3 separate regions of the Mus musculus genome follow, and all the other regions are linked to region 2. Evidence: chromatin loops called from intact Hi-C (ENCODE). Cell type or tissue: heart. All regions are shown on one strand. Region 1 holds the start of Mrm1 (mitochondrial rRNA methyltransferase 1). Region 2 holds the start of Aatf (apoptosis antagonizing transcription factor). Region 3 holds the start of Tada2a (transcriptional adaptor 2A).

Region 1 (8,000 bases), 300 kb before region 2:
GACAAGGTTTCCAGCAGACCAGGATAATGGGAGCACTGCCCGTGCCTGTGGAACTTCACTCTCTCCTCTCTCCCTTCCCCTTCTTCCACCCAGCATGTGTGGCCACCGAGTCCCACCCCAGTCTGTGATCCATTTCTATAGTGCGACTAAGTATGCCGTCACTGCACTGACAGAGGGACTCAGGCAAGAGCTTCTGGAGGCCCAGACCCATATCCGGGCCACGGTGAGGCTGTGGTCTAGCCCTGGTGGGAATGGCGTGGGCCCAGCCCTCCTGCCTGCGAGTGCCCAGGGAGACTTGCTGAGAGACTCTGCGCTCAACAGTGAAAAAGTCCTGGGCGCTGCTGCTCATTACAGGGACTGTCACCTCAAAGCCAAGGGCCGGACTTACGATTTGAGGGGGAGAGGGACTAAGGGAAATCACACAGTGACTGTGATACCAGCACTCTTGGCTCTTCCCTAGAAAACCACAGGACTCTGGGTAAATCACTGAACCTCCCTAAGCCTCAGTCTTCACATCTGTGAAATGGAATGATGCTTTAAGGAACACTTTATAAAGCATTAATGAAACATAGAGGAAGGGCTCCCTCCATGCGTAGTGCAGGGTCTTGTGAGAGTTGCCAGTTGGAACTCTCAGTGGTGACTTTGGAAGGAGGAGGATAGTTGAGGACATGAGGCAGATGTCACTGTGAAGCAGGAGCCCTGTGGCCTTGATCCTTTCCCCTCAACCTCCTCAAGGCCTATAAAGCCCAGGCTGAGCAGGACCTCTGTTGGCCCAGTGTATCTCTCCAGGCTTGGTAGAGACACAGTTCGCCTTCAAACTCCATGACAAGGACCCGGGGGAAGCAGCTGCCACCTATGAACACATAAAGGTGGGTCTCCTTCTGGGCCTATGAAAGCCACTCAGTCCTTAAGTTCCCTCAAACTGTACCCTCTGCTGTGCTTGTCACTCCTGGAGGGCTGGGATGGGAATGCAGATGGATGTTAGAGTCCCTCAGAGGCGGGGAAGGAACTTAGGTCAGGGTCAGGTCTACTCTTGTCTCAACAACCCCCCACCCCTGCTTTCAGTGTCTCAGACCAGAGGACGTGGCTGAGGCTGTCATCTACGTTCTTAGCACACCCCCACATGTTCAGGTAAGTATGGTCTTGGCTGCCTACCCACTAGCAAGAGCTTAACCGTGCCCAGCAGGGAGTATCTAAGCAGGTGGCTGCCTCAAACCCTCCGCTCTCCACAGGTTGGTGACATCCAGATGAGGCCCACAGAGCAGGTGACCTAGTGTTCTGTGGGGAGATCCTACCTTCTCCACCCTTCACGGCTCGCCTCCTGCCTCTGGATTTTAGGTGTTGATTTCTGGACTCTGCAGCTTACTTTCTATGTCCACCCCACTAAGGGATAGACAGCTTGTCAGACTATTCCCATTACAAATGTGAAAAACTGGGCCGGGAAGAGAAGACAGAATCTCGACTGTTCTATCTAACTTCTTCTGAGTCCTCTTGGGGCTCCGTAACCTTTGCTCTCCTGTGCCTCTTCCTTTTGACCTAGGAAAGGGATGTACCTAGAAGGGGCATTGCTCTATCCTCTTACACCCTACCCCCCACCCCTTAGGGTTGGAGCAGCAGAGACCTCATCTTTTACCTGTGTGGTTGTCCAGGGTTCCAGGTTCCCTTCCCAACCCTCCTGCCTCCCCCCCCCCCAGCTCTCCAGCCAAGTTTTGGCCCTCACCCTGGGGTCCTTACCACGGCTACAGAGTATCAGGGTCTGTCTCCTACTACATTTCACTGTAACAATTAAAGAGAGAGATTACAACCTACTCTACCTTCAGAAGTATCTTTCAGTTTTTTCCCCCCTTCCTGGTGATCAGTGTGGTTGGTGTCTCAGAATTCCTTCCAGGTAGCTAGGAAGGTGGGTAGATTCGGAACATCACTTCTGGAGTGGGCACAGGAGATGGTTAGTTCCAGGCCAGCCATAGGAGCCAAGGATACAAATGTCCCCAAAATACATAATTAAGTACATCCACTGCTGCTCTAGAGGACCCATGTTGATTCCAGTCCCAGGGAGTCCTACATCCTCCTCTCTCTCGCTGGGCCACCAGGCACACATGTGGTGCACAGCCACACGGACAAACAATATGCCCGCACATGTGAAAGAATTTTGAAAAATAAGTTGGAGCCAGGTATACTAATACTATTGCACACCTTTAATCCCAACATTTGAGAAGCAGAAGCAGGGAGACCTCTGTGGATTTGAGGCCAGCCTGGGCTACACAACGAGTTTCAGGCCATCCATGAGGGCTGCTTAGTGAGACATTGATTTTAAAAAAGAGGGGGTGGGGGCTGGAGAAATGGCTCAAATGTTAAGAGCACTGGCTGCTCTTCCAGAGAACCCTGGTACAATTCCCAGCACCCACAACTGTAACTTCAGTTCTTGGGGATCCAACACCTTCATAGATGTACATGCAGGCAAAACAACAATGCACATTAAAAAAAAAAAGGAATCATTAGGAAAAGGGAAAAGGTTTAAAAAGATATTTTAAAAGACTAGGCTGAAAAGAGCCAGTCTGGGCAGTGAGCAAGGAAGTCGTAGAATTACCATGGGCCAAGGGCATCGGCTGCTTGTCAGCAGAAATACCGTAGGCTCGTTGGGGCTTTCGGGAGATGGGAAATATTCTAGGGGTTCTGCTGGCTGGTGCTGAGGGTCTGACAGGATATGCTTCTGGGAGAAAGTCCCAACTATGACATTGTGCCAGGATGTAGGATGGCTCCAAGACTGAGGATTGAACAGATGGCCAAACCACTGACATGCGGTGGTCTTTGAGGACGAGCAGGTGAACGCCTTCTAACTTCTTCCTTCACCCGGGAGCAGTCCAAGGTTAGCTCAGCACCAGCACAGCCTCTAGGCTCGCCTGCGTCAGCGGAGGCAGTGCGACTCACTCCTGTAGGGGGTGCAGTGGAGACGTGGTTGCCGCCAAGCGCACATGTGCGTCATCGGACAGGGGGCTGGGCCTCCAGAACCCGGAAGCTGGGGACCCACGTGGGAGGCTGGGAGGTGACTGTCTTGGCTCGAGGGTCAGGTTGTGGGCAGTCCTTGTGAGGGGACGAAGTGTGGGAGGTCAACGGGTCCTCCCCAGCTGTCTGTCAGTGGAGTCTCGGGCGCTGCTGGAGCAATGCGGCGACTCTGGACGGTCGGGTGCTTCAGTCGCCTGATTGCCCGCCATTTCTCCTCGGTGGCTCGGCGCGGGGAACGGCCTGGCGGGGAGGAGCTGAGTCGCTTGCTTCTGGATGACCTGGCGCCGGCCCAGCGGCTGGAACGTCTATTTGGCTTGTCCCCATGCCTCCTGGCCTTGCGGGCTGCCCGTCGGCGCGTGGCCCGGCTCCTGCTCCAGGCCGGTAAGGCTGGGCTGCAGGGGGAGCGAGCCGAGCTGCTCCGGGTGGCCGAGGCTCGGGGCATCCCTGTCTTGAGGCCCAGGCGTCAGAAACTGGATGCCTTGTGCGGCTACCAAGTGCACCAGGGCGTGTGCATGGAGGTGAGCCCGCTGCGACCCCGGCCTTGCGATGAGGCGGCAGACACGAGCTCAGGCGACGACCCTCAGCAGCTGTGGCTCGTCCTTGAGGGGCTCCAGGATCCCCGCAATCTTGGGGCTGTGATGCGCTCCGCTCACTTCCTCGGCGTAGACAGAGTCATCACCAGCCAGAGAAACAGGCACGGACGTCCCTTAATTCAGTTTACGCCCAATCTGGAGGCGGAGCCAAGCTCCTAAGCACTGGGCGGGGAGCCCCGGGGTGTGTAGGGCGCGGGGCTAGAGATTTTCTGGTTTTAACACGGATCGTGGGGATCCTTTGCAGCTGTCCGCTTACTCCAGTAGTCAGCAAGGCCAGCGCTGGGGCTATGGAGGTGATGGACGTGTTCGCCACTCCTGACCTGCCCGGTTTTTTGCAGGTAAAATGGGGCGAGAGGGGAAGAAGAGGCGGAGGCGATGACTCTAGTTAGGGATGTTAAAGCTATCTCCAACGCAGTGGATTGGGGGAGGAGGAAGAGAAGGGACGTGGTGGCATTGATTCCTACGACCTTCTAAGTCCCACCAGGAAAGATCCCAGGGCCTTTTAAATAGAGCATCGTCTGAAGTTAGGGATTTCCTCGTCTCATTTACTACACGCCATGGCCACCTGTGTCGGCAAGTCAATGTCTGACAACCGTGGGACTTCAGCAGTACTCCAGGGAGCTGGTGGACTGGAGTCGTGGGTACCCGGAAGCTCAACTTCAAAGCGATTTAAACAAGGCTTTCCAAGGGGCGAGCTTTAGTGTTCTTTAGCTGTGTGTTTCCTAGCTAGACTCTAGGGGGCAGCATTGCCCCGCATTTGGCAGTCCCTCCACCCTCTATCCTTCCCCTGTCCCCACCCTCATCCCTCAGTGAGAAAATAACCTTGAAAAGAGGCTGAAGAAAGCTGCCTGATAAACTTATATTCAAGCCATATGTCTAATTTCAGATTTTTCCAGTAACCATGCAGGCGTGATGACACATATCTATAATTCCAGCTTTTAAGAGGTGGACACAGGAAGATCGTTTATTTCAAGTCCAGTCTGGGCTACCCAGTCTTAACAAAACAAGACAACAACAAATCTAGAAAACTAAAAAGAAACATGATTGTATCCAATATACCACAAGTATTATCATTAAAACATACATTTTAAATATTAGTGAAAAAAAAAATGAGACAGGTTATTGTGTGGCCCAGGCTGGCCTCAGATCCCTCAGAAATCCTCCTGTGTTAACCTCCTTAAGTTGTGTGCCATCATGCCCGGCTTAAATCCCGTTTTAAAATGCTTATACATAATACATCTCAATTTGGAATAGCCATATTTCAATCCTTAATAGTCACGTGTAGTAGGGCTGGAGAAATGGTGGAACAGTTAAGAGCACCGACTGCTCTCTCAGAGGATTCCCAGCACCCACGTGGTGGCTCACTGCCATCTATGACTCCAGTTCCAAGGGATCTGGTGCCCTCTTCTGGCCTCCCTAGGCATCGATCACATGTGGTGTGTACACTTACATGCAGTTTAACTCTCATGTAAAAAACAAAACAAAACAAGAAGACAAAGTTAAAATCTGTAGGAAGTGGCTTGGTGTGCTCTGAGATTTTCATATTGACCAGCACATGTCTAGAAGCATGTCTGGCTTCATCTCACAGGCAGCCCCCCTTCTGAGGAACTGTCCGAGACTGGTGGGAAGTGGAGTTCTCTCCTCACACCCCACACTCCCTGCCAGCATTGGGCCACAGAATTGTTTCCCCTGGTTACTGGGGAAGAGCTGGAGGCAGCAGCCAGCCCTGTGCCCCACCCACTGCCTACCAAAGCCTGCTCCATCGATACCAGCCCCACTGCAGCATGCCAAGAGTCTTCTGTGTTCATCTGACCTCATGTTAATCAGAACCTTCCCTTCGTACCCCATCAAAGCCCCGGACAGTCACAGTATCCTTCATGTTGCTTCAAAGGTCCATTCTTAGTTCTCAGGTACTTGACAGGTCTACAGCATCTAGCACATATGGTCATTCTGATTTTGTCTTGTTTTGTTTTTAATCACCTTTTTTTTCAGCAATCAAACTCAGCTTACACTAGGCAGACACATTGTCCGTGAGTCACAGCCTCACCCACTCCCCCTGGCCGTCCCTTTGCCTCTGCACTCTCCTGTAGGCATCTCCAGTGAATTCTCTTTGATCCCATGACCTCCAAACACTGTCATGTTCCAAGTCTCAGGCCTTGGATCTCTTTTGTGTAAATTGGCTTAATTTTTCCCCCCTAATCTAGTTGCCTAGCTTCATTTATTCCCTTGTATTGGCTTTTTGAGAAAAGGATCGGCTATGTAGCCAACCTCAGATTCATGATTCACAATCCTCCTGTTTCAGTGTCTCAAGTTCATATATATACATATATGTGTGTGTGTGTGTGTGTTGGGTATGTGTGCTACAGTGTGTGTGCATGTAGAGGTCAGAGAACAACTCTCTGGAGTTGGTTCTTTCTTGCCATTATCTATTTATTTATTTATTTATATATTTATTTAGAGATGGGGTTTCTTTGTGTATCCTTGGCTGTCCTGAAACTCACTCTGTAGATCAGCCTGGCCTTGAACTCACAGGAACCTGCCTGCCTTCCAAGTGCCGGGATTAAAGTTGTGTGCCGCCACCACCACCTCCCCCATCACTGTCACATTTAAACTCCTGACTTTCTTTCTTCTTCTTCTTCTTTTTTTTTTTTTAAATTAAAGGCAGGTTTATTTTGAGTTCACTGTCCCCAAGGACCAAGGCCAGGGAAGTGGCCATGGGGAAAGGGGAGGGGGGAAAGGGCAGAGAGAAAAAGAAAAAGGGTACTCCTGACTTTCCATTCCCCAGTTCCAGATTACTCCACTCCTCTGCTACACAGCTCTCTCCCTCCGCTCCCACAGTGGGCATTTCAGACTCCTTGTTTCCAGGTCTGACCATGGCTATCTGTTTTTCTAGGACCTGCCCAGCTCAGTTGTCCAGCCCAGACATTACCTCTGACTTCTTGATCCCACAGCTATGTCCCCAGATCCTTGTCCTTGGAGTTACTGTCACACCATCCCCATTTCTCACTGTTTCCTCTGCTACCCTTGTCGGAGTCCCCAGCTCCCTGGACTGGGGCTTGGGCCTCAGCATGGCAGGCATAATGATTCTGCTGAGGCCCGAGTCACACTGCGTCACTTGGCTCATAACCTTTCAAAGCACTAGGTCTGTGGTTCATACTTGTAATCCCAGTACTTGATTGAGAAACTTAAGACAGGAAGATCACCATGGGTTCAGGCCAGCCTGGGAGATATATATATATATGATGTATATGAGTACACTGTCACTCTCTTCAGACACCCCAGAAGCGAGCATCAGATCCCATTACAGATGGTTGTGAGCCATGGTGTGGTTGCTTGAAATTGAATTCAGGACCTCTGAAAGAGCAGTTAGTGCTCTAAACCACTGAGCCATCTCTCCAGCTCATGAGCTCATATCTTAAAAACTAAGACAACTGTTCAAAGCTTTTTTTATTAGTATAAAAGCCCTATGTTTCCAGTGACCCTTGAGACCTAACCCTATGTGATCATTGTCCTGCCACTGGCCAACTTAATAGTCTTTAGGTATGACAGGTGGGTGGGGTCTTCGTGCCTCCATACTTGCAGATCTTCCTGGAAGTCTGTAACCTTCTCCCACTGTCTATGAGAACTTACTCGTTAGTTATCTTCAGACCCGTCTTTTTGCCATCGCTTCAAAGGGGACTTCTACCATCACTGTGTCCCACAGCTGGGATTTTAGTCTGTATGTTCTTGACCTTAGTGCCCAGAGCAAATCCAGACCAGGTAGAGGTCCTGGCTGACTTCCTAAGTTGAAGACATTTCTCAGTGAATGTGCGTGTGCAAGGCTGGACCTGTCCTTGACCGTGTAGCTCTGATGAAGATTCGGTGCACCAGCACATGGCATTTTCTTTCCTCTTCTAGGCCAAGGCCCAGCAGGGGTGGCTCGTGGTGGGCACAGTGGGCTGCCCAGGTCCTGAGATCTCCCAGTCCTCCAAGGTCCCCATCACTAGCTGCTTAGAGTTCGTCTGGGACCGGCCTACCCTCCTGGTGCTGGGTAGGTAGGGTATACCTGCTTTTATATTTGCTGATGTCATCTGCATGTGGACATCATTTGCATGTGGACATCTGGCTAATACTGTCTCGTGTTCTGCAGGCAGTGAGGGCTCTGGTCTGTCCCAGGAGGTTTTTGCCTCCTGCCAGCTGCTCCTTACTATTCTGCCCAGACGCCACCTGCCTCCTGGTCTTGAGTCCTTGAATGTATCTGTGGCCACAGGTGAGTCTACCCCTCCCCTCCCCTTCCCTCCCCTCCCCTTCCCTCCCCTCCCCTCCCCTCCCCTCCCGTTTTCTGATTGATTTAACCTGAACAAGCTTCCCGCTCTGTGCTTCCCTTGTGTGTGTAAAGCAAGCGTGCCCTGCCTGTGTTGTAAC
Region 2 (8,000 bases):
TTAAATACAGATTTGCATTCTCTGGGCTTAACTGATACAGTTGAAGAGATGTTTGCTGATAAGTTAATATAGAATTGGAAATAGGAATCAAATCCATGGCTTAAAAAAAAAAAAACCAAAAACACCCTGCAACTGAGTGGTGCGGGTCTGTGATTAGGGGAGAGAGCCCAAACACAACACACCCCAGCTCCTCCCTATACTGGCAAAGCCAAGCTTGTGGATGTCAGATACTTGTAAATACAGTTAGACTAGTCTTTTACAGCTTCAATTCATTTTCCATAGATAATCCTGCTTTCTAATTTGGTGGGTTGAAAGATAACCCGAAAATGAATATAAAATATAACTAGAAATGAGATCCTTTAATCCTTTTCACAGAACTGATATGAAATTGTTATTTTTATAGTATTTGCTACGTTTGAAGTTCCCCAGAAGGGAAACGATTTTGCCTGGCATAAGATACATATTAAGTTTCTGCAGAAGAGGAACAAAAATGACCAATAGAGAAATCAAGTTGCAATAGAGAGGGCCTGAGAATAGTTAGCTCCCACCCAAACTGTCATTAGAAATGGAAGACATGTGAGTGTTTTCTTCTGTGAAAATAATGTGTGAGTGTTAGAGTTTTAATATCAGGGTCCCAAGGGTTCTTTATCATAGCGGCTAGATTTCAGCCTGGATTATTCCTTATTTTATTTTATTTTTTAAAAAAATCAAGCATTTTGCATTAAATTGTGTGCAATTTCTAGCGCTGTTTGCATTTTTGTTAAGACACAGCCAAGTTTATCTTTCCCGTAGAGATGGCTTTAGAGTAAGCTATATTTCATTGCCCTCCTATGATGGCTTATCTAACTAACGACAACCAGGGAGGGATCTGGCAGTGTTCTTTCAGAAACAAAAATTTATGAAATATAAGGGAGACTTTGGAAACTCCTAGCCTAACCGTGGCAAACAGCGCATTTTCTTAATATGCAATAATGGTCTCTGTGGTTTTTTTCTTTTAGCATTTATATACATTAAATCAGAACCCACACTCATTACAGCCACCAACCCTGGAACCCTCCCACTTAAAGGCATTCATTTAGCTGAACCTATGCTCATCTCGGGAAGTGGCATTTTCCTATCAAGGGTGCTGAATTATTTAGCAGCTTTATTGTGCTATTGGAGTATTTGATAAGAACCGCTTTAAGAATTGGGCAGGCGGTGTAGATTCAATTCTAACTCCGAGGTGGTGGCTCGGTCTTTTCCCTCTGCGGGTCATTGTGAAACCCAGCGAATACCGGGACAGGTAAACAGATAGCAGGGGTTGGGTCGCATTCACCTCTGCTTCGCACCTCTGGCCCAGCAAACCTTTCCCACACGAACCTTTCCCACGCGGAGCCCCTGGGAGAGAGAGAGAGAGAGAATGACAGGAAGTGTCTTTTGGTCCTCTGTCGACCCCTGCTATCTGGGAGGGCAGTCTCCCCATAGCAGAATTTGGCAAGCACTTTTCTGTCCCCAAGCTATCTTAAAACCTCTACCTCTGTGCCTCTAAAGCACTTGCAGTCAGGATTCCAGCCTCAGAGAGCTGCCATCTAAGCTGAGAATCTCAAAGCTCACAGACTCAACTTATCCCCTTAGCAGCTTGTTTTGATGTATGGCCATTGCAAGAAGGCAGGCAAATTAGTGCAGACCCAGGACAGGTCCTGTCAACAACGGGGATGGGCCTGAGGTTGATGCTGTTTAGGAAGACAGACAGGTCAGAACCTGGTTTCTCTAAACTAGCTGTTTCTGGCCATCGGAGGGAGGTGTCCAATTTAGTCACCTCTGCCCACCCATGGCTATTCCTGCCACTTCGCAGTTCAGGGAGCAGATAAGAGGGAGGTGAACCCCAAACCCCTGTCTTTTCTCCGCAGGGCAGATTGCTCACTTTTAAGCCCCTTTCTGCACAGCCCATCTGTTCACCATCCTACACTTAAGAGGTTGAAACTTCTTCCGGAAGCTCCACTGCCCTTTACTGGCCCTCCAAGTCCAGTAGCACTCCCCGCTGGAGTCCTTTACCTGCCATTCAAGAAAGAAGGAGCTCCTGAGCTTTGAGTGGTCTCTCCCTCGCTCATGTCTTCACTTCCCTTAATTGCATCTTAAGCTCTACCATTCTTCCTCTGTCCTCCCTTCCAGGAAGAAGATTCCTGGGGTAGGAAAGCAATTGGGAGGGTGGTGGTTGGGGTATATGTGACTACTTCCTAAAAAAAAAAAATGGGTTCCCAAGTCAGGAGCAGACAGGAGAGGGAGCATTGGTAAGCAGGCTCGGGGCACCTGTACCTTACACTGTTTGCTCAGATCTGCCTCACACAGGCCAACAGTGTCCTGTATGCACAACAGCTTCAAGGTGGGCTCTGCCCTGCTTCCTTTTCTCTTTCCACCCTGTTCTCCTCACCTTAAAGGGCAGGTTTCTAAGCACCTGAAATAATGAGGGAGGAGGATCTAGGAGAATAGAATTTACTAAGTGTGGGGTAGGAGAACATTTTTGTTCTCTGTGCCCAAGGCTACTGCACCTCATAGAGAACATGTTTTGCTATGGAGGCTCTAACACAGACTCGACTGCAAGCGCAGCGGAGAGGACCTTAAAGAACAAGCTCTCTAAACTACTCTCAGCCATACAGCAATTTTCTTCGCCTGAGTCTTCGCCTAGTCTGACATTCTTTGGCTCTCCACGTCTGAAAGGCTTTACCCTAAAACAGTTGCTTTTTTTTTTTCTATTGTCTAGGCTTGGTCATCTTCACTCAAGGACCAGTTAGGACAGGAACATGAGACATGCCACAAGAAAGTAGAAATCTCTTAAATTTCTTAAATTCGGAAATCTACCTGAATCTGAGGGTGTCTGAATTGTCTTCCAGTGGATTCTACTGGGGAGCTACCAGTTGCCTACGTTGCTGGCTTTGGGATCCAGCTGGCCTGGAGTATACTTAAAAAATGGCACTGGCCTGGGGACTTAGAACTGGAAGAGCTCCTGCTTAGTGTACAGAACACTCTGGGTTCAGCCCCTAGCTCTAAATAAACAGGGTGTAGTGGCAGGCACATGTCTCTAATCCCAGTGGAGACAGGAGGGTCAAGAAATTCAGGGTCATCTTCAATTACATGATGTGTAGGAGGCAAGAGACTGTCTTAACATACAAACAGGCATGGACACAGTGTCTATTATTCAAGTCGTTTTTTCTTTTTTTTTTTTTTCTGGATTCTTCTGAGGCAGCTTTCCTGTTATAGTAGATTCTAGGTCTCCATGGAGGAAGACCTCCAACAGATCAGTATAGACAGACCACTTTACACTCAAATTTGTCATTCCTCGGTGCAGTTCATGTTTCCTGCCCTTCTAGACTGGTCACTGTGTGGAGAGAGAGTCTAACTTACACATCCTATATTTCATCTAGCAGTGCTTGCCACAGTAGTGGGCGTCAAGGGATGCTCCATGAAAAGAAAAACGAATGCAAAGTGATGGCATAGCTTCATGGGCCTGGGTGCAATTACATTTATCACATTAAGGTCTTTGTGTATTTTGAGTCTGGCCATCTAATACCAGAACTGAGTGAAGGGTTTCTCTTCTCCCATCTTCACTAGTTTCGGGGGTCTGACTGAGTCACTCCATCTTTGAACAGAAAAGCTGTTAATATCAACGCTTCTGTAGTAGAGTAATTCTACCCCCCTGCCCCTCCCTGTGATTGCCCAGGCAAGAGGGTACAAGAAGCTACAGAAACAATCTTGATTTGTGGTACAACCATCGCGATTCCTAATTATTTCTATCAATAAAGATCGCACCTCGCCGCACACTTAACACACGCAGGCCTCTCAGATCCTGGCCCGAAGCTGTGTGCCTGGCCGCAGGCTCCTCTACCCTGAGAAAAGCCCCGTTTTGAGTCCCGGGTCTGTGCTTGCTCGAGTGTGTACCTGAGGTTTGAGAGGCTTATCCTTCACTCCCTTTCACAAACCAGCCAGCCACCAGCAGCCACAGCTACTTTACGCTTAATTCCTAAACCAAGCTCGCACAAAGCTCGAGGCGTTATTTCGTGCTTAGGGGACCCTGGCAGCTCAGAGCACAATCAACCTTTCTCGCTCCAAGCGGTCACGTGCTCCGGCGCGCTCCCGCGCCGCGCGTCCGAGGGGCCTCCGGCGCACGCGCGTTCGGGCGGCTCGCAACCCTGCCACGGTTTCGGGCGCCTGCGTCTCAGCTTAGCAGCCCAGTGGTGACGCGACGCCCCGCCCCTCCGGCGCGCGCGCGCCTCCCGGAAGTTGCCTACTGGGATTCTAAACGCCGCCTCCGCGAGGTCTCCGCCTTGAGTTGCCAAGTAGAGTCTGGGCCGTAGCGCCACTGCTGCGAGTGTCGGGCCGGGGGGCTCGGGCTGCAGTGCAGGTTCACGAGCGCAGCGCCGGCAGTGACCTGGTGACCATGGCGGCGCCGCAGCCCTTGGCTCTGCAGCTGGAACAGTTGCTGAATCCGAGACCGCGTGAGGCGGATCCTGAGGCCGACCCGGAGGAGGGTGAGGCCTGACTGGGGCTAACCACGTGCAGAGCAGTGGCTCCGACTTCAAGGGCCGCTGGTGCTTGGACCTGCTCGCCTTCCCTTTTCGCTGGGGGAAAATTGTCTCTTGGGAGGGTGGCGTGAGCAGTAATCCAGCATTCTAGACTCTGGGGGTGGGCGGGACATCAGGACCCTGGCGGGGAGTTGCAGGCAGCCGGCTGGCAGCAGTTTAGGATGCCACTTTTCTTGGTATTACCTTCGAAAGGAGAAAGAAGCCTGATGAGTTTCAGGTTTTTGTGTGTTTGAAACTGACTGCTTCTAAAATCTTCATGAGAATGAAAATGATTACCCGATGCTGTTTAGCCATGTTTATTTAGGCCTTAAGCCATTTGTCCACATTCTGATGACAGACTGATTCTTCATAAACCTGTTCTGAGACCGGCTGGGAGTAATTGTGCTTTAGACTTGGGTCAGGGAGGTGTGAGAAAGACAACTGGAGGGGTGTCATGAGTGTCTATAGCACCCAATGACTGTCACATATTGAGGAAGAATTAAGGACCCTGGGCATGTAGCCGATAACACTTGATGCACTGGATTTAATTTTCAGAACCTCTGAAAAAGAAAAACAATAAAAAACACCATGGAAAAGCAAGGAAGAATCAGATTTATACGTTCCTAGATTTATAAGTTCCAAGGCATAAAAACATGTCTCCTAGTAGTTGCAGGGAGTTAGCTCTCTGTTTAGAAATAGATAGCAATATGACAGCAGTCTCCTTAGAAACCAGAAGTCAACTCCCTATTCCTGTAAGTTAGTTATGTTATGTTATAGAGGACACAATGAATCAAGGGCTGGGGTGGAGCCCAGTACTAAGAGTACTCACCTAGTACAGGAAGGTGGGGTGTGGGGTTGAAATGGCTTAAGTGGGTTCCTGTTAAAGTATTTTTCTAACCTAAGATTCTATTTTTCTCCCTCCCCAACAGCCACTAGAGCCAGAGTGATTGACAGGTTTGATGAAGGGGAAGAGGAGAAAGATGATCTGGCAGTGAGTAGCATTAGAAAGTTGGCACCAGTCTCCCTCTTGGACACCGACAAAAGGTATTCTGGCAAGACCACTTCTAGGAAAGCTTGGAAAGAAGACCATTGGGAGCAGGCTCTGCCAAGTTCATCTGGTGAGTAGACATTTTCACCCCAAACTCTTCTCTTGGCTTAGTTCTGTATGGTTAAACTGTTTTGTTTCTGGATTCTTTCTGGAAGTCTGTGGGTCTCCACTTAATTTAGGAGAGACCATTGAATTGGTACTTGGAAGGGCCTTAGAGGTCAGCATGTTACTTTAAAAAGGATGCTAAAGGGCTGGAGAGATGGCTCCGTGGTTAAGAGCACTGACTGCTCTTCCAGAGGTCCTGAGTTTGATTCCCAGCAACCACATGGTGGCTCATAACCATCTGTAATGGGATCCGATGCCCTATTCCGGTGTGTGTGGAGACAGCTACATAAACATAAAATAAATAAATAATTCTTTAAAAAAAAAAAGGATGCTAAAGCCCAGTTAGGCTTTGTTTCCTGTTAGCGTTTTAGAGATGATAGAAACGTAGTGAGTTCGTGCAGTTGAATAGAGCACAATAACATGTTTGTTCTGTCATATAAGCTCCCACAGATTAACTGGAATGAAAGATGTGGCCTGGTATTTTTCTCTAGGTAACTCCTTTCCCCTTTTTTCCCCTTATAATTTAGATAACGAAGCATCTGATGAGGGAGGATCTGAAGATGGGGATTCAGAGGGCCTGGGCCTGGAGGAGATCTCAGAAGATGTTGACGAAGACTTAGAAGGTGAGGGCGAGGATAGTTCTTTTATCTCAGAATTAGGAGAGACTGAAGCAGGGGAATCAGGAGTTCAAGGCCAGCCTGAGCTACACAGTAAGTTCTGCACTAGCATGTGCTACACCTGAGACCCTGTCTTAAAAAACAAACAGACAAACAGAAACCTAACACTCGAGGTTACCAAGTTCAGGTTAGTGGCTCACCCTGAAATGAGGGGGAAACTGGGCAGAGCATAATGGGTATTGACAGAGCTGTGTGGTTAAAAAAGTTCACATGCCCATGGTGCGTTTTATATTTTGACTCTTTTTGTTTTTCAGGTCTTTTATTGATTTCCTGTGTATTAGTTACTCGTGAAACTGGCCTTTTGTCATTGTAAATGATAACATAATGCTTCCAATCTTTCCCGAGAAAGAATTAGCTTATAGTTTTTTTTTTTTTTTTTTTTTTAAACAGTGTGACTTTTTTTTTTTTTTAAGATTTATTTATTTATTATATGTAAGTACACTGTAGCTGTCCTCAGACACTCCAGAAAAGGCGCCAGATCTTGTTACGGATGGTTGTGAGCCACCATATGGTTGCTGGGAATTGAACTCATGACCTTCAGAAGAGCAGTCAGTGTTCTTAACCGCTGAGCCATCTCTCCAGCCCCCTAGCTTATAGTTTTAAGCAGTAGTACATTTCTCAAGGTGGAAGAAGTCTCTAGATATGGATATCGAGAGGATGCAATTTGTTTTAGGGAGGTCAGTGGAGCTATGTTGAGAATCTACTGATAATATCCAAGGATCTGTCATTCAGGTTATGATATGTATGATCCAGTCCTTGATATAGTTGGAGGAGCTTATCAGGCTTTGTCTACATAGTGTGTTTCAGGCTACCAGGACTCATGCTTTGTTTGTTTTCCTTTAGCATTTTAGAGATGATAGAAACGTAGGAAGTTTGTGCAGTTGAATAGAGCACAATAACATGATTGTTCTGTCATATAAGCTCCCACAGATTAACTGGAATGAAAGATGTGGCCTGATATTTTTCTCTAGGTAACTCCTTTCCCCCATTTTTTTTTTCCTCATGATTTAGACAACAAAATATCTGATGAGGGAGGATCTGAAGATGGGGATTCAGAGGGCCTGGGCCTGGAAGAGTTCTCAGAAGATGTTGAGGAGGACTTAGAAGGTGAGGATGAGGAAGACAGAGAAGAAGACAGGAACAGTGAAGATGATGGTGTGGTGGCAGCCTTCTCCAGTGTCAAAGTTTCTGAGGAAGTGGAAAAAGGAAGAGCTGTGAAGAATCAGATAGGTGTGTGTTTGCTTTTGTTACTTGCTTGCTTTTCCGAGTTTCTGCATTAGTCTGCTCTTTAGATGTAGTTGTTCTGTTTCTCCAGTGTCCTTCCAGTTTGACCTGCCTCGATTAACCAGAGGCCTGCATCCTAGTTCCTATAGCTGCTTATCAGGTTCTGCACTAGTCCTTGTGGGAGACCGGACAGGAGAGTATTCTCTCATGTTGCCAGAGTTTCCTCTTTCATAGCAAGTATTTCCATCCAAGACAGAGACTTTATTTCGTAGCATGAAGAACGTTTGTATGCCACGAGAAAGTCATAAAGTATGCTGCTTAGAAACTGGTGTTCTTGTCCTTCTTCAGTGCCCAGCCCAGAAAGACTTCCTGATCCTGAGATGGGGTCTCTTTGACTTTTTTCTTCAG
Region 3 (8,000 bases), 390 kb after region 2:
ATCCCTCTTGGACATTTTATTTTTTATTTTTTTGGTTTTTCCAGACATTGGACATTTTAATTTATCCATTTTTTGAGTCAGGGTCACATGCACCGGACTGAACTGGAATTTTTTGCGTAGGCTGACCTCCTGTGTGCTGGCATTACAGGCATGAGCCACTATTCTTTTCTTAAATACATTGATGTCTACCCTTCATGGAATTCTATCATATCCCAGTGAAATAAAAAAATCCAACCAAAGTTTACCAAGTGATGTGGGACCTGGGTCCAGGCTGTTTTCCATCAAATCTCTTTACTTGGATCTGCTCCAGCCACTCTGACCTTCTTGCTTCTTCTTCTCCATGCCTATCAAAGCCACGCACCAGGGCCACCGTACCTGCTGAGTCTCATCTATGGTTCTCTCTAGAAATCTGGAAGCTTCTGTTTCTCATTCAATAATTGGATTTCCTCTTGTGTGTTATGTCTGCTAGGAAGCCTTTCTTCCCTATCCTGACTAAAAGAAAATCTATCACTGTTATATCTGGATCCTGATTTATTTCCCATAAAACCACATTATGAGGCATTTAAAAATATTTGTTACTTATATATTAATATGCAACATACTTATATTTTATTGCTTATATATAAAATACACAAACCTTATGTGCAAGAGCATATACTTCGCTCACTACCAAATTCTCAGCACCCAGGGAAGTGGCTGTTCGTTGTGCTTTTGTGAAATGAATGGATTTGGAGAGTCAGTAAATGTGAAGTACTCTATAGCATCAACTGTTTATTTAACGTGGTGGGGATGACTTTCACATGTGAATTTTTAATGTTTTTTCTTTACTACTCTTTTTTTTTTTGAGACAGATCTCTTACTCTGTAGCCCAGATTGATCTCAATCTCAAAGCAATTGTCCTGCACTCTCCAAGTGTTGAGATCACAGATGTGAGCCACTAATTGCACCCAGCTGCAGATTTTATTTTTATTTTAACAATAGACTTATATTACCTGTGTACCAAAAAACAAATCAAGATGCCACACGGGCAGATATCGTATAAATGAATTCCAACAGAAATTGGGCAAATCTATGAAACAGATTTTTAAATAGATATACAGCATAATAGTTAAGATCAAGCCATGGGTTGGAATAGAGCTCTTCCCCAACACTTGGTAGCACTGTGATCCTAAGTTATATATTTCAATGCTGGACCATGAGGACAGTAACAGTGCCTCCCTCAGAAAGTTGTTTTAGACGAACCCTTATGTGTAACCCGCTTTGTACAATGCCTGGCATGCAGTATTGAAGGACTCCACAAATGGAAGCTCTTATAAGAATCTATACTATTAGTAATAAGAGATGTTGGGACATACCTAGCCCTCAAGAGTGACATCAGAGTGGACCACCACATCATCACTGCGTTTCCATGTGGGCCTCTGAAGCCCAGGCAGGGGATGGGTCTTTCCAGAGAAGGCAATTTCGACGTCCCAGAAGCATCAGAATAAAAAGGACCCTCTTCACCCCTCAAGTCATTCAGTCCGGGTAATCCATGAGTGGCATGATGCGCCCGGGGCTCGTCATCCTCCAGTCCAGAGCCTGGGCAGCCTCAGTTTCTTTGCTTGCAAAAGAATTGGAATGGGACTGTTAAGAAAAAAATCTAGACTGAAACAGCGGAAGCCGCCTTAGCACATGCCACCGGGCCGCTTGTGGCGACGGAGAAAGTGACAGCAGGTCAGACTTCAGAGCCCACCGACTAGCAGCCAGGTACCACGCTCCCCATCCCGGGGCGGCGCCACCGGGACCCGCCCGCTGCCAGACTGGAGGAGGCGGGACCGCCTCGGCGTGCTCGCGGCACGGGACCGCGCACGTGAGTCGAGGCCGCGCACGCAGGCCGCGGCGCGCACGCAGAGTCTGCACAGCGCGCGCAGCGGCGGGCTCTTCGGCGCCGAGGTGCGGGACGTGGCGAGGTGAGGCGCGGGGCCGAGCGGCGGGAGCGAGGGCACGCGGGGTCACGAGGTGCCGGCTGGCGCGGCGGGGCCACGCGGCGGGGGAGGTTGGCGCGGCCGGGCGAGTCCCGAGCCCCTCCCCCCGGCGGCTGGCGGTGCCGCAGCTCCGTATTCCCGGCTGGGCGGTGGAGCACGGCCCCGGCCCACCTGACCCGCCGAACCCCCACGTGGGTCTCCGCGCCCCAGTGTTTAGCACTGTTTTGCGGTCGAGGCCCGGCTACAGTGACCTGCCCAAGACCGTGCAGCTCTAAGGATGTTAACTGCACAACTGCCAAGCCCGCGGCTCCCCTGTGCTCATGGGATCCTGCCCCTCCATGCCTTCCCTGATCCCTCTTGTAATTAATTTAAATGTAGCCCATCTCTCAAGGATGTTAGTGTCACTGCGTGGTCTTCTAAGGAAGGAGAGGAAGGAGGATTTTGCTTTCTGCAGCATTGTGCTTTGCAATGTGAAGTGTTTGTCAGAACGTACTGTAGAATCTTTGCCACTGTAAAGGTCTTGATAGAGCCCTGCTGTTCACCAGGCTGTAAAAACATTGTGCAAATACCCCAATCTTTAGCGCTTCATTTTCTTGGGGAAAACAGCCTATGTCAGGAGATTGTTAGGATTCCAAGATATAGTCCCCGTACTAAGATTACATTTAGTACCTGACATATGCCTTTGTTAATTTTTTTTTTAATTAATTTTTTTTTTTAGTCAGCCTCATGTATCTTGGGCTAACCTTGAACTTAATGTAGCCAAGAGTTTCCATGAACTGATCGTACTGTCTGTACCTCTGGAGTACTGGGTTTGTTTGCTCAATGGATGCTGGAGTGTGAATATAAAGCATCCTTGCTAAAACACCCTACAACTGAACTACTGAGCCACAACGTTCTTCAAAGATCATTTTTCTTGGAAATAGAGTAAAAACTCACCCCTACCCAAAATAGCCTAAAGTTTGACCCTCAGCCTTCTTATCTAAGCATTGCATATACTTTGTATGTCAGTCCCCAAGCTAAAAATGTCAACGTGAAAAACCTATTTTGGTTGGAGAGATGGCTCAGCGGTTAAGAGCACTGGCTGCGCTTCCAGAGGTTCCGAGTTCAAATCCCAGCAACCACACGGTGGCTCACAGCCATCTGTAATGGGATCTGATGCCTTCTGGTGGGTCTAAGGACAGCTACAATGTACTCATATAAATAAAATAAATAAATCTTTAAAAACAAAAGGGGGGGGGGCTGGAGAGATGGCTCAGAGGTTAAGACCACTGACTGCTCTTCAGAAGGTCCTGAGTTCAATTCCCAGCAACCACGTGGTGGCTCACGACCATCCGTAGCAAGCGCCCTCTTCTGGAGTGTCTGAAGGCAGCTACAGTGTACTTACAGATAATAAATAAATAAATCTTAAGGAAAAAAAAAAAGAAAAATCTATTTCAGGAGAAATGAAGGTGAATTAGCCTTTTGTTTTGTTTGTTTGTTTGTCCCCCACCCCCTGAGACAGGGTTTCTTTTTTTTTTAAGATTTATTTATTTTATTTTATTATATGTGAGTACACTGTAGCTGTCTTCAGATGCACCAGGAGAGGGCGTCAGATCTCATTATGGGTGGTTGTGAGCCACCATGTGGTTGCTGGGATTTGAACTCAGGACCTTCGGAAGAACAGTCAGTGCTCTTAACCACTGAACCATCTCTCCAGCCCGAGACAGGGTTTCTCTGTGTGGTCCTAGCTCTGTAGACCAGGCTGGCCTTGAACTCAGAAATCCACTTGCCTCTGCCTCCCAAGTGCTGGGATTAAAGGCATGTGCCACCACTGCCCGGCTGAATTAGCCTTTTATAAAACTAACATTTATTTGTCCAAATTGGTATTTGCTTTGTTTTGGCTTGGGTTTTCTTTCCTTTTTCCCCTCTAAGACAGGGTCTCTCTATGTTGCCCTGCCTGCCTGTCCTAGAGCTCACTCTGTAGAGTAGGCTGTCTGTGGTTCCTGAGTGCTGGGATCAAAGGTGTGCACCACCATGAGTTTCAAGCAGTCCAAGATAGCCAGGGATGACATTGAAGTCCTCCTGTCTGAAGGAGTAAGTTACTGATCCGCATATGTTGGGTAGGATTCCTTAGTTTCCAGTAATAAAATCCAATTTATTTTTTGAGACAGGATCTCACTATGTAGCTGGCTCCGAACTCTTCATGTAGACCAGGCTGGTCTTGAACCAGAGACCTATTTTCTTTTGCTTCCTGGGTACTAGGATTAAAGGTGAATACCACCATACCAGCAAGTTCCAGGTTCTGTAAGGAGGCTGCACTTCACATTCTGTGAGCGAGGGGGGGGGTCTGAGTGTTGTGGTTGGCAACCACACAGTTGCCGTGTCGGGTTGCCAAAATATACCTTGGACTGGTTTCTGATCTGTGTGCATCTTCTCTTTGTTCTTAGGGGATCGTGGGATTGTTTGGCAACGTCTGAAGTCTTGAAACTCTACATCAAGGGAGATCAAGCAGCCATCAGTCAGCTAGAGGATGGACCGTTTGGGTTCCTTTAGCAGTAAGTACAGTGGGACAAGTCTCAAGTGACAATAAATAGCCACCTAAAGTAGAGGTTGATCAGGGAAGCAGCGCCTTTGATAATGCCTGAAGGAATTAGGAATAGCACATAAAAGTAAAGTCAGGCAAGACCGGTCTGTTGTTTGCCTACTGAATGTGGCACAGCTTCATCACTTTAGAAAAAAGCCAAGCTGAGTGAACCAGTCACCATATGGTTGATCAGGAAATAGACGTGTTTATTTTGAGCCCAGGGTCTCATGTAGACTGGCTGGCCTGGAACTGGCTTTGTAGCTAAGGATGACCTTAAACTACTTATTCATCAAGTGCTGGGATTTCAGGCTTGTACCATCATTGGATTTCAAAGAAATTAGAGATCACAAAATTGGGCAGTGCACACAACAGACACATACACACACGCACAGTCATAAAGTTGATGTTCATTAGTAAGACCCAGAAGTATGTTGTTAGGATTTGGTTCCTGTCGTTGTATCAGAGGCACTCTGCATCTTCCCTCCGTATATTCAGAAAGTTAGAATCTTGGACACATCTAGTTCTATATTTTCATCTGACTAATGTTCCAAGTGTAAACTGAAAGTATTCCCACCTCTTGTCTTTCAAGACAAGGTTTCTCTGTGGAACTGAAGCTGTCCTGGAACTCTCTGTAGATCAGGCTGGCTTCTGCTTGGTAACATGTCTGCCTCAGCCTCCCAAGTCCAGGATTAAAGGCCACTCCCTCCCTGCTATTCCCACCCTTTAAAACAATTGTTAGGGCCTGTCATCATGCCACATTCCTTTAATCCCAGCACTCAGGAGGCATAGGGTAGGCGATCTTTGTGAGTTCAAGACCAGTCTGATCCACATAATGAGTTCCAGTCAAGCCTGGCCTACATACTGAGATCCTGCCTAAGAAATAAACAAGCAAAAAAACCCCACAAATAATAATAATGATTTGTAGTTTCATTTCTCTCTTCCTAAATTCCCCTCCAAATGAGCTGTGCTGTTGTGCATTCCTCCCTGCCCTGTTTGCCGCAGTCATTGCTGCAAAGGTTCAGGCTTGGAACTGTGTTCTCACCTGGAGTGAGAAGTTCCATATTAGTGTCGTCCCCCTGTTGAAGACCATTTTTGTCTTCCTTTTGTCTCCTTCCCTTCCCAGCTCTGTTTTACTTATTTTTTATTCTCCAGGTGAATTCTCACTTTGCTGCTGAGGCTGGTTTCAAGGTCAGAATTTTTTTTTTTTTTTCCGCCAAGTTCTGATTCTTAAATGAGTCTCTCAGCCTCGTCGTCCCAGTACTTAGGACTCTAGGAACGCACCACTCACTGTTCCTGGCTTTGTTTTGTTCTGTTTGGCTTTTTTGAGGCAGGGTCTTATTGTATAGCCCTGGTTGGCATAGAACTTGATCTGTAGCTTAGGCAGGTCTTGAAGGTCTCCCCCAGGATTTACAAGTGTGGTCCACAACAACCACGTGGTTCTTCCGTTTTATGTCTCCCTTTGATGGTGTGACTCAAACTTGGGGCCTCAGGAATATCTTTATAGAATAAGAATTTCAGTTGCTAGAGAGAGGCTCAGTGGTTACGATCACTGACTGCTCTTCCAGAGAGCCTGAGTCCAGTCACCATTACCTACATGAGGGCTCACAATTATTTATAACTCCAATCCCAGGGGACCAGACACCTCTTGGATTCTACAAGTATTGCATGTGCATGCTATATGAACATTGAGGTAACCAGAACACTCGTACACATAAAAATCAAGATTAAAAATTAAAGAAGAATTTCAACTTTTTTTCTCCCATGAATTTGCAAATACTTTCTTCCAATGTGCTTGCTTTTTCGACTTTGTGTATAATGTTTTTGCTTTGTAAAGATTTACTTATGTGTCTGTGTGTTTGTCTCTGTGAGTTTATTTGTATCACATGTTTGCAGGCACCCGTGAAGGCTGTAAAAGGATTTGGGGTCACCTGAAACTGGCGTTATAGATTTGTGGGTCCTGGGAACAGAACCCAGGTCTTCTGTGAGAGTGGCAAACGCTCTCAAGCACCGAGCCAGTCTAACCCTGTTTATAGGAGTTTTGCTTGTAAGATTTATTTTTATTTCATTTTAAAATTTTTATTATTTTATGTGTATGAGTGTTTTGCCTTCTCATATGTCTGCTGCACATGCATACGGATGCCTTTCGAGGCCAAAAGAGGGAGTAACAGATGGTGTGAGCTGCCGTATGGATGTTGGGAATCGGACCCTGATTCTCTGGAAGAACAGCCACCGCTGTTAACTGCTGAGCTATTTCTCCAACCCCAAAGATTTAGTTTTTAATAGTTTGTGTGTGTTTCGTGTGTGTGCGTGCACGCACGCACGCACGCGAGTGTGTGTATGGATGTAAGTATGTATATGTGTGTGCAGGTGTCTGAGGAAGCCAGAAGAAAGTGTCAAGACCCCATGAAACTTATGTCACAGGCTGTTGTAGGAACCAGACTTTAAGAGGACTATATGCTCTGAACCTCTAAGCCTTCTCTCCAGCCCACTTATAGTATTTTTATTGACTTACCCACATATTTTGTTATTTTGTTTTTGTGTTTTCTGGGCAAGGTTTCTCTGTGTAACCCTGACTGTCCTGGAACTCACTCTGTAGACAAGGCTGGCCTCAAATTCACATCTCTGCCTTCCAAGTTCTGGCACTAAAGGCACACACCACTATCAGCTGACCAATTTAGTCATATTCTTTTAAAATTTTTTTTTCTGAATTTTGAATTTATTTTTGTTGTTTTTAATTATGTGTGTATTGATATAGTGAGTGTGGGCATGGAGGCCCAGGCAGAGGTGTCAGATCCCCCACAGTGGTTGGGAGTTACATACTCTATGGAACATTCATGCCTACACATATACACAAAGTGAGTAAATAAAGTAATCAAAGTCAATAAACCCTCAAAATCCTTGATCAGTCCCTTTGTGCACTCAATAAGTCGAGTTTTAGGAAAATACGTGGAGAGAGGAATGTGAAGTGTTTTGTGTGTGTGTGTGTGTGTGTGTGTGCGCGCGCATATCAAAGATACTGATAAAGTAACAAAATGTAGATGTCATAAATGCATACAGAGCTACTAGAAGAGAACTGGTTAGATTATTTCTCAACCTTTTAGACCAAATTACATTCATTTTATATTTTTAAGTCTCTGATTAGTTGAAAATGGAATAAGTAGGTACATGATTTCAAAAATAAAAATAATTCCATAATATGTGGAGTAATTTATAATGAAACAATATAGTTTATAGTAAAATAGCAAGTGTATCAAGAAGTTTTAAAGATATTACTACTACTAGAGTGATGGCACATACTTGTAATCCCAACACTTGGGAGACTGAGGCAGAAGGATTGCCTTCAGTTAAAGGGATAGATTGAGTTAGAGAATTCAATCTTGAGATAAAAATATGGGGGTGGAAGGATGGGGGCAGGACATTAAAGCTGTAGGAGACATCATGATGACATAAGCAGTCAGCTACTTACGCATAGG

What was found. Hi-C counts contacts between places; a loop is a spot of excess contacts. Peaks named below come from ENCODE experiments on the same cell type or tissue, not always from the same donor. Only the 100,000 strongest peaks of a DNase experiment are listed, where the experiment ranks them.
Region 1: it touches region 2 in a loop (2.4-fold over the local background); 8 of 42 quality-filtered maps call a loop at or near these places.
Region 3: a loop joins it to region 2, with 7 times the contacts of the local background. A loop is called at or near these places in 2 of 42 quality-filtered maps.

What each region holds. Positions count from the first base shown.
Region 1 is chr11:84,814,534-84,822,533 of GRCm38, reverse strand. Mrm1 (mitochondrial rRNA methyltransferase 1) reads left to right here and starts at 3,019. Exons shown (of 5, transcript NM_145433.1): 1 at 3,019-3,697; 2 at 3,841-3,934; 3 at 7,494-7,626; 4 at 7,726-7,845. The coding sequence starts at 3,162. It overlaps Dhrs11 (dehydrogenase/reductase (SDR family) member 11), which reads left to right. Exons shown (of 7, transcript NM_177564.5): 4 at 94-223; 5 at 777-869; 6 at 1,066-1,131; 7 at 1,233-1,806. The coding sequence ends at 1,274. In heart, CTCF peaks have their summits at 4,323 (motif pointing right) and 5,008 (motif pointing left); DNase peaks (open chromatin) are centred at 3,003, 3,733, 4,183, 5,324 and 2 weaker places; H3K4me3 peaks cover 2,217 bases; H3K27ac peaks cover 3,528 bases; H3K27me3 peaks cover 1,398 bases.
Region 2 is chr11:84,509,797-84,517,796 of GRCm38, reverse strand. Aatf (apoptosis antagonizing transcription factor) reads left to right here and starts at 4,296. Exons shown (of 13, transcript NM_019816.1): 1 at 4,296-4,505; 2 at 5,468-5,656; 3 at 6,219-6,314; 4 at 7,380-7,598. The coding sequence starts at 4,415. In heart, no CTCF peak of the experiment used is centred here; a DNase peak (open chromatin) is centred at 4,196; H3K4me3 peaks cover 1,999 bases; H3K27ac peaks cover 1,699 bases; H3K27me3 peaks cover 2,987 bases.
Region 3 is chr11:84,123,486-84,131,485 of GRCm38, reverse strand. Tada2a (transcriptional adaptor 2A) reads left to right here and starts at 1,918. Exons shown (of 16, transcript NM_172562.3): 1 at 1,918-1,949; 2 at 4,391-4,498. The coding sequence starts at 4,474. It also overlaps a transcript of Acaca not described here. In heart, a CTCF peak has its summit at 3,330 (motif pointing left); a DNase peak (open chromatin) is centred at 2,045; H3K4me3 peaks cover 1,832 bases; H3K27ac peaks cover 1,256 bases.